Linked DNA regions of Homo sapiens: region 1 is linked to region 2. Evidence: chromatin contacts called from ENCODE Hi-C or POLR2A ChIA-PET data. All regions are on one chromosome and are shown on one strand. The core of a region is the stretch at or near the end of the contact, and the rest is flanking DNA. Distances in the headings are between cores, read along the strand shown. Region 1 overlaps TMEM242 (transmembrane protein 242). Region 2 has its middle 54 kb from the start of TMEM242.

The links. A loop is a pair of places that touch in the nucleus more often than their neighbours do. ChIA-PET counts read pairs that join two places held with the same protein, here RNA polymerase II (POLR2A). Pooled maps may share reads with other maps.
Region 1: a loop to region 2 is called in a map of endothelial cell of umbilical vein, with 6 times the contacts of the local background. The contact joins two enhancer-like sites. A Hi-C loop is called at or near these places in 1 of 168 maps with a recorded cell type or tissue (endothelial cell of umbilical vein), 1 of 37 single-sample maps with no recorded cell type and 2 of 50 pooled maps. POLR2A ChIA-PET finds 5 or more read pairs at or near these places in 5 of 52 experiments (B cell, WTC11, activated T-cell and 1 more).

What each region holds. Positions count from the first base shown.
Region 1 is chr6:157,302,534-157,307,382 of GRCh38, reverse strand. All of the region lies in intron 3 of TMEM242 (transmembrane protein 242), which reads left to right. Among named protein-coding and RNA genes, the nearest start is that of TMEM242, 19 kb to the left of the region's middle. Within about 2 kb of position 1,907, at least 14 of the 41 ENCODE cell types and tissues checked have a DNase peak (open chromatin) inside an H3K27ac peak, as active enhancers do.
Region 2 is chr6:157,266,830-157,271,210 of GRCh38, reverse strand. No RefSeq gene overlaps it. Among named protein-coding and RNA genes, the nearest start is that of TMEM242, 54 kb to the left of the region's middle. RefSeq lists an enhancer at 3,124-3,830. Within about 2 kb of position 1,795, at least 23 of the 41 ENCODE cell types and tissues checked have a DNase peak (open chromatin) inside an H3K27ac peak, as active enhancers do.

The DNA.
Region 1 (4,849 bases), core at 658-3,157, 36 kb before region 2:
GAACGTGCGACAAGGACTGGGACAAATCAGCTCTGCCATAAAAGCTTTTTTGTTCTGAGGCTTGACACAGATCAGACTTCATCACCTCGATAATATTCCCAGCCGTATCCCACAGGAGGAAGGCAGCCTAGATTTCACTTGGGTTTTCTTTTTCTTTGTCCTTAATTCTTAGACTGAGCCTAGAAAATTGGGCACACATGAGCAGATCTCTCTAAATAAAGCATTGTGGACTGGAGACCTGATATCATTTGCTTCCCCCTCAAGCTCCGTTTTAAAAGTTACTTATGATTGATTAGTCACTTACAAATATCTAAAACTGTGGGACAGTATTACACTAATATATAGTTGATATGTACAGTTTGTAAGTATTCACTTACCGGTATATCAGAAAATGATGTTCTCTCAAATGGATTTTTCTACCTGAAATGTTTCTAACAATTTTAAGAAATCATTTTCTAATGTGCTATATATTTTTCCACTATGTAAATTGTGCTGAACATAACTTATCATGTAACTTTTTCTTGGTGACTCAGATCTATCATTTATTGTTTGCTTCTTATACTGACAGATTCTAGGCTTTTATAGTTCTTCCTTTATTCTTTTTATGAGTTTTCTCGATTCCAGTTTGGCTGTTGTAACTTCCGACTGTCCCACTTACTTGTGAAATAGTGCTGCTTTATTTTACCCAGTTATGCTTAAGGTGCTTTTTTTCCTCCCCTCATCTCTTCTCCTTCACAGGTTCCAGCCACTCTGATGCCTTCATTTACACCCTGAGCTCTAGGCTCATGGGCCCAGTTGACTGGACACAGGTGCTTGGGTGTCCTGCAGGCATCCCGTGTGTCCCTCAGTGAACTGTCATTTGTCCCCAACTACAACCTACTCCTGAGTCATTCTCCCCGTGAATAGCAGCATCACCCACAAAGCTGCCCAGACAGAAAAGCCAGGTGGCCATTCCTGACCACACTGTGTCTCACCCCTGCATCTAATCAGTCACCACATCTTGCTTTTCCCTGACCCCCACAGCCACTATAGTTGATGGCACCTTCTTGCTCCAAGATGATTCGGACAGCTGTCTCTGTTCTCCCTGCCTCCCGCCTTGCCTCTCTGCAGCCCTTTCTCTGCCCTTCTGCCAGAGCACTCTGGCCTTCACCTTCTCTGGACTTAACACGCACACTGCCTTTCTTCCTGTTACCAGAGATAAAAGGTCCATGCTGCTGCCAGAGGCCCACCCTGCCTTTTGGGCATTAGATCCTGCCCCTCGTCATCTACAAGGGACCTTGCTCCCATCGTTATCCTCAGCCTTAGCTGATTGTGACATGTTCCTTCTCTGCTGTGGTGTGTACAGACATGCTCTAGTTTCTCCCACCTCTAGAGGTTCTCTCTAGATATTCCTTAGCCTCCTCCAGCTACCAGCCCATTTATCTGCTCCCCTTTACACAAAAAGCTTCCCGAAAGAGTTGTCTGTGGTCACTGCCTCCACTTCCTCCCCTTCCTGCTCTCAGTCCAGCTCCTTGCCCCAGCGCTGCACTGGAACTGCTATTAAGGTTGCCAGTGCCCTCCTTGTTGCCAGATCTTACTTTATCCTCTGTTACTTGCCCTCCCAGCAACATTTGGGCACAATGGAGCCCCCCCTCCATCCTGAAACACTGTGGCTTCTGAGCTACCTTCCACCTCACTGGACATTTTGCCTGTCTCTTGTGCCAACCCCTCCCCTGGCCAGCCTCTTAACATCAGTGTCCAGTAGCTCCTACTTAAACTCTTCTGTCCTCCATCTATCCTCCGCCCCTTGGCTCTTTCGTCCAGTCCCTGCCACTTTAAAACAAACAGTACTATCTGATGCCGTCCAGATACATAGCCCCAGCCCTGACCTTCAGATCGGCGTCTCTGCTTCATATTGTGTGCCCTCACAATATGACACGCCCTCATAGGCGTGTCACATGACCCATGTCCCAACTAGAGCACTTGATTTCCTCACTTTATTCCCAACTTGCTCCTCCCTTGGTCTTCCCCATTCCGTAAATGCCACCGTCATCTCATCCTTCCACTTCAAACCAAAAACCCCAGTGAGAATCCTCTTAGATTCTCTCATTTCCCTTGGTTCCCTTCATCTGATGCATGCAAGTCCTGCTTGTCAGCTCTGCCGCTGAACACCGCCTGCCTCCTTCATCTCTCCACATCCATTCCTCTGTTGCCTAGTGTTTTAAGAGTTTCCTGTCCAGTTTCCCGGCCTCTTCCTTATTCCTTCTAGAATTTTTTCTCCACACAGCAGCCAGAGATATTTTAAAAATGTGAGTCAGATCATGCTACTTCCTTATTTAAAACCCTTCAGTGGCTTCCTGTTGAAGAAGGTTTACATGATGTAGCCCCACCAACCTCACTGACCTCATCTTGAGCCACCACAATTGCCCACCTCACCTCTTCCCACTGCACTCCAGCCCTGCCAGCATTCTTATTCCTTCAACACACAGGGCTGTTCCTGCCTAGGGCCTTTACTCTAGCTTTGCCCAGGAAACTCCTTCCCCAGGTCCTTGCATCGCTGGCTGTTTGCTGCTATCCAGGGTTTCAACTCAAACTTAATTTACCTCCTCAGAGCAGCTTCTCCAGATGTCTTCATTCCCACCACCCAGTTACTCTCTGAAATTATCCTATTTTCTTTTCTTTGTAACGCCTATTGCAAAACGAGATGATATTGACCATTGTCTTGTTTTATCAGTCTTCACAAAAAGAATGTAGATTCTGAGGGTAGAGACCTCCTTTATCTTGGTCATTGTTATATCCTCGCACCTGTAACACTGCCTAATGCATTGTAGGTGTTTAGTAAGTATTTATTGAATGCAATCTGATCACATCACTTCTACCATTTCATTTCAGTGGCACTCTCTCTCTCTCTCTTTTTTTTTTTTTTTTTTTTTTTTTTTTTGACAGAGTCTCACTCTGTCACCCAGGCTGGAGTTCAGTGGCACAATCTTGGCTCACTGAAACCTCTGCCTCTTGGGTTCAAGCAATTTTCCTGCCTCAGCCTCCCAAGTAGCTGGACTACAGGCATGCACCACCATGCCCGACTGATTTTTGTATTTTTTGTAGAGACGGGCTTTCACCATGTTGACCAGGCTGGTGTGGAATGCCTGACCTCAAGTGATCCACCTGCCTCGGCCTCCTGAAGTGCTTGGATCACAGGTGCGAGTCACTGCGCCCAGGCTAATGAATTTTAATTTCTTTGCTTTCCATGTTTTATGCCACATTATAAGTTTTCCTTTTTAATGATTAACACAAGTGGCTCTTTTATATTGCATCAGAAATTATGTATAAGATGCTGCTTTCAAAGAACAAAAATGTGATTGGGGTTATTTATTAGAAGAGCTTGCCAATTCATTTCATATTTAAATACCGTAAACAGGAAGTTGATCCCAGCATTGCTCTTTGAATTGACTTTTTGCCTTTATTCTATTCTTTGTGGCCCTCTATTTGTCTTTCCTCCAGTTTTCCCAGTGTTGCTGACAAAGTAAAATATTTTCATGTGCTGGGATTTGCAGAGACCCCCCCCTCCCCCCGCCACCATGAGAATTACTGAGCAATAGAATTAGAGCCCACTAATTTATTTTAAAACTACAATTTGCATTCTATGATTTTTCAAATCACAAAGAAGACTTTCAAAATAATTGTGTTCATGCTGGTGAGTTTATGGCCTATTTCAGATCAGCTTGTAATAATTAACACTGCTTTCATTTTATCCCTTTCCCCTAAACCAAGGGTTCTGTGTGCTGATTATTTTTTTAAAGCTTTCCAAAGAACAGAACATTTTAAATAACTTTAAAGGATAAAAATAGTTTCTCTGCCACTGCATATTTGTTTTACTGCATTTCTAACACTGTAATAGATTTTTGTTTTTGTTTTGTTTTTTAATGTTTTAACTTGGTAAAAGTGGGTATTGGCTTTGAAAATAGCCACAAAATCTTTTAGCTTATCCAAAGCTTTACTTGAAATATATGCATCAACTTTCTAAAGATGCCCCAGTGGGTGCCACCTACCCATTTTACTTACCCTCATTTTCAGAACTCTCTCTAGATGGGGTCTGTGGCCCCGCCTTTCTGTCTCTCTCACCTTTTAGCCCACTCCCCAGCCTTACTCACTCAGCTCTACAGTTCCTCATTCTTTTCTACTACATTTACCAAATCCCTATTCGTGGGCCCAGCTCTGTTCTAGAGGACAGGGATATGCTGGTAAATAAAAGGTGATCCTTCTTGCAGTGGCACATTCGTAAGTATTTTACATTTAACTGTGTGTGATAAATCCTCTAATGGAGAGAGGTACAAAGTACAGTGGTGACATAGGCTTTTAGAAAGCCAGTTCTGCTTAGGGGATTGGCAAAGATTGGTGAGAGAATGGAATATCAGAACTGGACTCCCGGAGAGGAAAAGGAGGATTTGAGAGCTGGGTGTGAGTCCAGGTGAAAGGAATAGTGACTTAGTGGCAGCCATTCTTGGCCCAGGGACTTGCTGGTTGTTTTCATTTCCTGCTTCCTCCCTCCTAAGTGGTACAACCGAAAGTACTGAGGTGTAATCCTGCCATTAGCTATAATACTGTACTGCGTTTTGAATAGATAATTTGAGTCAGGTTTTCAATTCAGAAGGAATAATGAGCCACCTAGGATAGGAAGTCACTAGGGAGCTGTCTAGCTATACTTGGCTTTCCACATCTTTGAGTAGACCTAAATATGCTCTGGAGGTCACATACATCTCTTCGTCTTTGTTAGTGCTTTCCTTTTTTATCTCAAGACTTATTGTAAATAAAAAAGCTGCTTTGTTTGGTATGTTTTTATTTTGAACAGTTTTTTTTCCCCCTCAAGATT
Region 2 (4,381 bases), core at 546-3,045:
CATTCTGCAAGTGTTTCTGTGTGTGTGTGCGAATGTGAGTATGTGCCTCACCTACTGTAATGATTCTCAAGTGTGGCCCCAGAGCCATCACCTGGGAACCTATTAGAAACACAAATGAGTAAGCCCAAAGCCAGACCTGCTGAATCAGAAACTCTAGGTGGAGTCCTGGAATCTGTGTTTTAAGAAGCCCTCTGGGTGATTCTCTTGCATGATAGAGTTTGAGACCCACTTATCTACTGTTGTTTTATAGGATCTACTCCTCACCAAGGATAGAGGGAAGTTGTGCCTCTGTTAAGATAGAAACATGTAAATAATAGCATTCTCGACACCATTGCAGGAGGTCAGCAAACTTTTTTTCCTGCAAATTTCTTCATTCACTATTTAACTTACAAAATGTGTATATGTGCATGTGTGTGTGTGTGTGTACACATGATGATGGCTAGCGATGGAGGTGGAAGTGGTGGTGTTAGTGTTGTTGGTAGTAGGAGTAATAATATTATTGGTGATGGTGGTGGTAGTAATGGTGTTGATGGTGATGATGGTAGTGGTGGTGATGGTGGTGGTGGTGATGGTGTTTGTGGTGGTAATAGAGTTGGTGTTGTGATGATGGTGATAGTGGTGATGGTGGTGGTGACAGTGATAGTGCTAGTGTTGATGGTGGTGGTGGTTGTGCTGGCAATGGTGGTGGTAGCAATGGTGCTGCTGCTGGTGTTGGTGGTGATGATGTTGTTGGTGATGGCTATTATGGTAGTGATGGCTTGGGCAGTGATGGTGATCGTGGTCATGATGGTGGTGGTAGGGATGGTGGTGGTGGTAATGGTGTTGGTGATGGTATTGTGGTGGTGTTGGTATTGGTGGTGGTGTTGGTATTGGTGGTGATGGTTTAGTGTTGGTGTTGGTGAGGGTGGTGGTGGTGGTAATGGTGTTGGTGTCATTGGTGGTGGTAATGGTGTTGGTGTTGGTGGTGTTATGGTGATGGTGGTAGTGGTGGTGATGCTGTTGGTAGTATTGATATTGATGGTGTTGGTGGTGGTGATGCTGTTGGTGGTGATGGTGGGAGTGCTGGTTACATATCAGCCCCTCAGATCATATTGCCTGACTCCCCCGTGTCTCACCCAAAAGGCCTGCCTGGCTTGTGCCATGGTGCGTGTGATAATGTGTGTGCATATGGATGTGTGTGAGTCTGTGTCTGGCCACTTCAGCCTTAGTGCCTCTGAAGTTTACAAAACCCCCAAAGTTTTAAAATAAAATTGGGGTTAAACCATTTGGATCCTGTAAATTAGAAAAAATAAATGAACCACCCAGCAGCAGTTACAGGCAATTAATGTGATTCTGGGAGGGCTTCACTGCAAGATAATGGGAAAGCTGATTATAAATGAGCCAAGGGTAATGAGGGAGGTCATGAGTCCCTTAACTCTGAAGGAGAAGCCAGGGCTCCACTCCGGCTGATGCTGGCTGCTTCGAGGTGCACACAGATCTCTTTCCACATGGGCTTCCCATCCTGGCCGCTGGCCCACACCCAGCCGGGAAGGCAGGCCAGGCCAGTGGGGAAGGGCCGAGCTCAGCCTGGTTTACCACGGCAGGGAGGGGCCTGGGAACGCTGGAACCTGGACTCTTCTGTGCTGTCCCTGCAGCTTCAGAAGAAAAGGCTTCTGAAAATAAATCCAGAGAAGGGCCAGAAAAATGAGGACAGGAAGGGAATGCGTGGGAGGGGAGGTTCCTGTGAGAACAGACGGAAAGCAGGACTTCTGACCTGGAAAGGCCCTTGCAGAGACAGCCTCGGGAGCCAGGAACCAGGGAGACTGGAAAGCACAGGCGTCTGGATCCTGACCGGATCTCTTTTCACTCCTGCAATGAGGAATCTCAAAACCAAACGTGCGGGCTGGCCAGGGACCTCAGGCGGCTTCCTACAGCTTGCCTATTTGCATTCTCGTTTTATCCTTCTCTTGATTTTGTTTCTAACCACTCTCCTGGGTCTTGTAAATATATTTTACATCTTTTGTGTTTTGCTTGCACATATCCTATTGCAAATTCTTTTCTAACAACAATAGCCTGTGAGTGAATAGATGGCCATGCAAGCCACGGCCCCTCACACTCTGAGTGTCTGCTGCCAGCTGACTAAGTCCACTAGGCAAGTCGGGGTTCGGGTTGAGCGAGAGCAATCTTCAAGCACAGCCTCATTTTCTTCAGAACCTGCAGGGTTGGCTGTGTTCTCTCTGGAAACTTGGCCCATGGTCAAGGGGTCTTGGCCCTGACTCGTCATGACCCTGGCCCAGGCCTTCTGTTGTGGAGTAGATGGAAAATCCCTCTTTCTCGTCCTATTCTGGTCTCAGAGGAGTTCTCTGTCCTCAACTCTCTGTAGTTTTGAGACAAGAGGAGCTTCATCCTCTTCCTCACACACTTGGGGTGCAAGGGTCATCCCCACTCTGCACCTCACCCCTCAGGGAACAGAAATGGCTCCTTGGGGGAGGAACTCAGGTGGGATTCTTATGGGATGTCATTGTTCTCTGGAGAATGAATCCATCACTCCCAACCTAGGCTTGTCATGCTGCACCTTGTGAGTGATGTGTGGGGCCCACGGGGCCCATTGGTTTGTAGTGTGCATGGGAGTGAAGTGGCAGCTCATGTCCACACCTCGCGAAGCAACAGCCTGACCGAGTGGCTCAGAGCACAGTCCCAGGCCAGGCTGCCACTGCCTCCTCGTGCCAGCCTCTCTGCGCACCACTGTCCTCCCTGTCAAGTAGGGATACACCTACCTCACTGGGCTACTTGGAGTATTTATAGATAAGAGACTTAACATGCAGTTCAGGCTGGGCACGGTGGCTCACACCTATAATCCCAGCACTTTGGGAGGCCAAGGGGGGCGGATCACCTGAGGTCAGGAGTTTGAGACCAGCCTGGCCAACATGGTAAAACCCCATCTCTACTAAAAATGCAAAAATTAGCTGGGCTAGGTGGTTCACGCCTACAATCCCAGCTACTTGGGAGGCTGAGGCAGGAGAATCGCTCGAACCCAGGACGTGGAGGTTGCAGTGAGCTGAGATTGTGCCACTGCACTCCAGCCTGGGCAACAGAGCAAGGCTCCCTCTCAAAAAAAAAAAATGCTCGTTTCAGCACCGGGCGGATGCAAATTATGACAATGATCATGTTTATGGTGATGATTTCCCCTGGGCAACAGTCAGACACCAGCCTAATGGCCTGTTGGAGAAATTGCACCATTAGTAGCTCTGTCGGGGTTCAAAGCAGGAGCCATCAGGAGCCACAGGGCCTGGTACAGTACCCGCACCCAGAACTCCCCAGCCGGCAGAGGCTGCCCAGCTCCACGGTGCTGGCTTTGAACATCCAGGGCTCTGTTGCCCAGGCCTGCTGCCCCCTTCCCCACAGGTACCAGGCGAGGCACCCACAGAGACCTATGCCCAGGGGGCCTCGGATGCAGAAGCCAAGCCCTCGGCCTGGGTGAAGGACACTTTCTGAAGCTTCCTGTTATTTGTTGGTTTCTTTTGTGTCTCATGCTCCCTGCAGCTCACAGACTGGGGCTGCTCCTGTAGGTGCAGAGTTCCCCATTGACCGCAACTTAGGAGAGGCCAGCTCATCCTGGGTGTCACGCCCCTCTTCCTCCAAGTAACCTTCCTCTGTTGGAGGAAATCCCCTGTTACGAGCCTTGACTTCTCGACATGGAAGCCAGGATTCAAAGCCCAGCTCCCCCTGCAGTGAGGACGCAGGCTCTACCGCCAGATGCGGCCCAAGGAGGTGTCAGCTGCCAGGGAGTGATGTGCGGGAACAGGCTCTGTGGGTTCCTTTTCATCGGCGCAGGTGGAAGCAAGTGCCCCTAGTTCTCGTGGTGACAGCAGTTGGGGCTGCAGTGGCCCAAGCTGCCGCTCCCAGCTCCATGCAGAAGCCGCATGGGTGTGGGTGGCAGTGCAGTGGCTGGGGAGCTGATTTTCAGCACTGATCCTGGAAGCTCGGTCTTGACCTGTCTCTGCAGCCCTCGCAGTGGTCCCACGGACCATTGCATACACTGTAATAACTCCCCTTCTACACAAACTGGTCAGGGTGTGTTCTCTTGTTCAGAACCGAGACAGCTGGCGGAGAAGCCACGGCTGCGTGCAGAGCCTCTCACGTGCTCACCAGCCTTTTCCTACATCATCCTGTGCAGTGCTCACGGCAGCTTAGTGCAAATGGCCAGCTTGAGAGATTGAAGCCGCCTCGGGGCACTTACTGGGGCCCCGTGTTAGGCCTCTTGGAGGGAGACTAATTTTTTGTCCTCAAACCCAAAATCAACTCCTGGCCTTCTCTAGAGGAGACCAGAGCACAGGCATGGGCGATGGGGATCACCCCGGATCTCAAAGGTGCTGCACGGAGCTGGGTCTGAGGGCAGAGG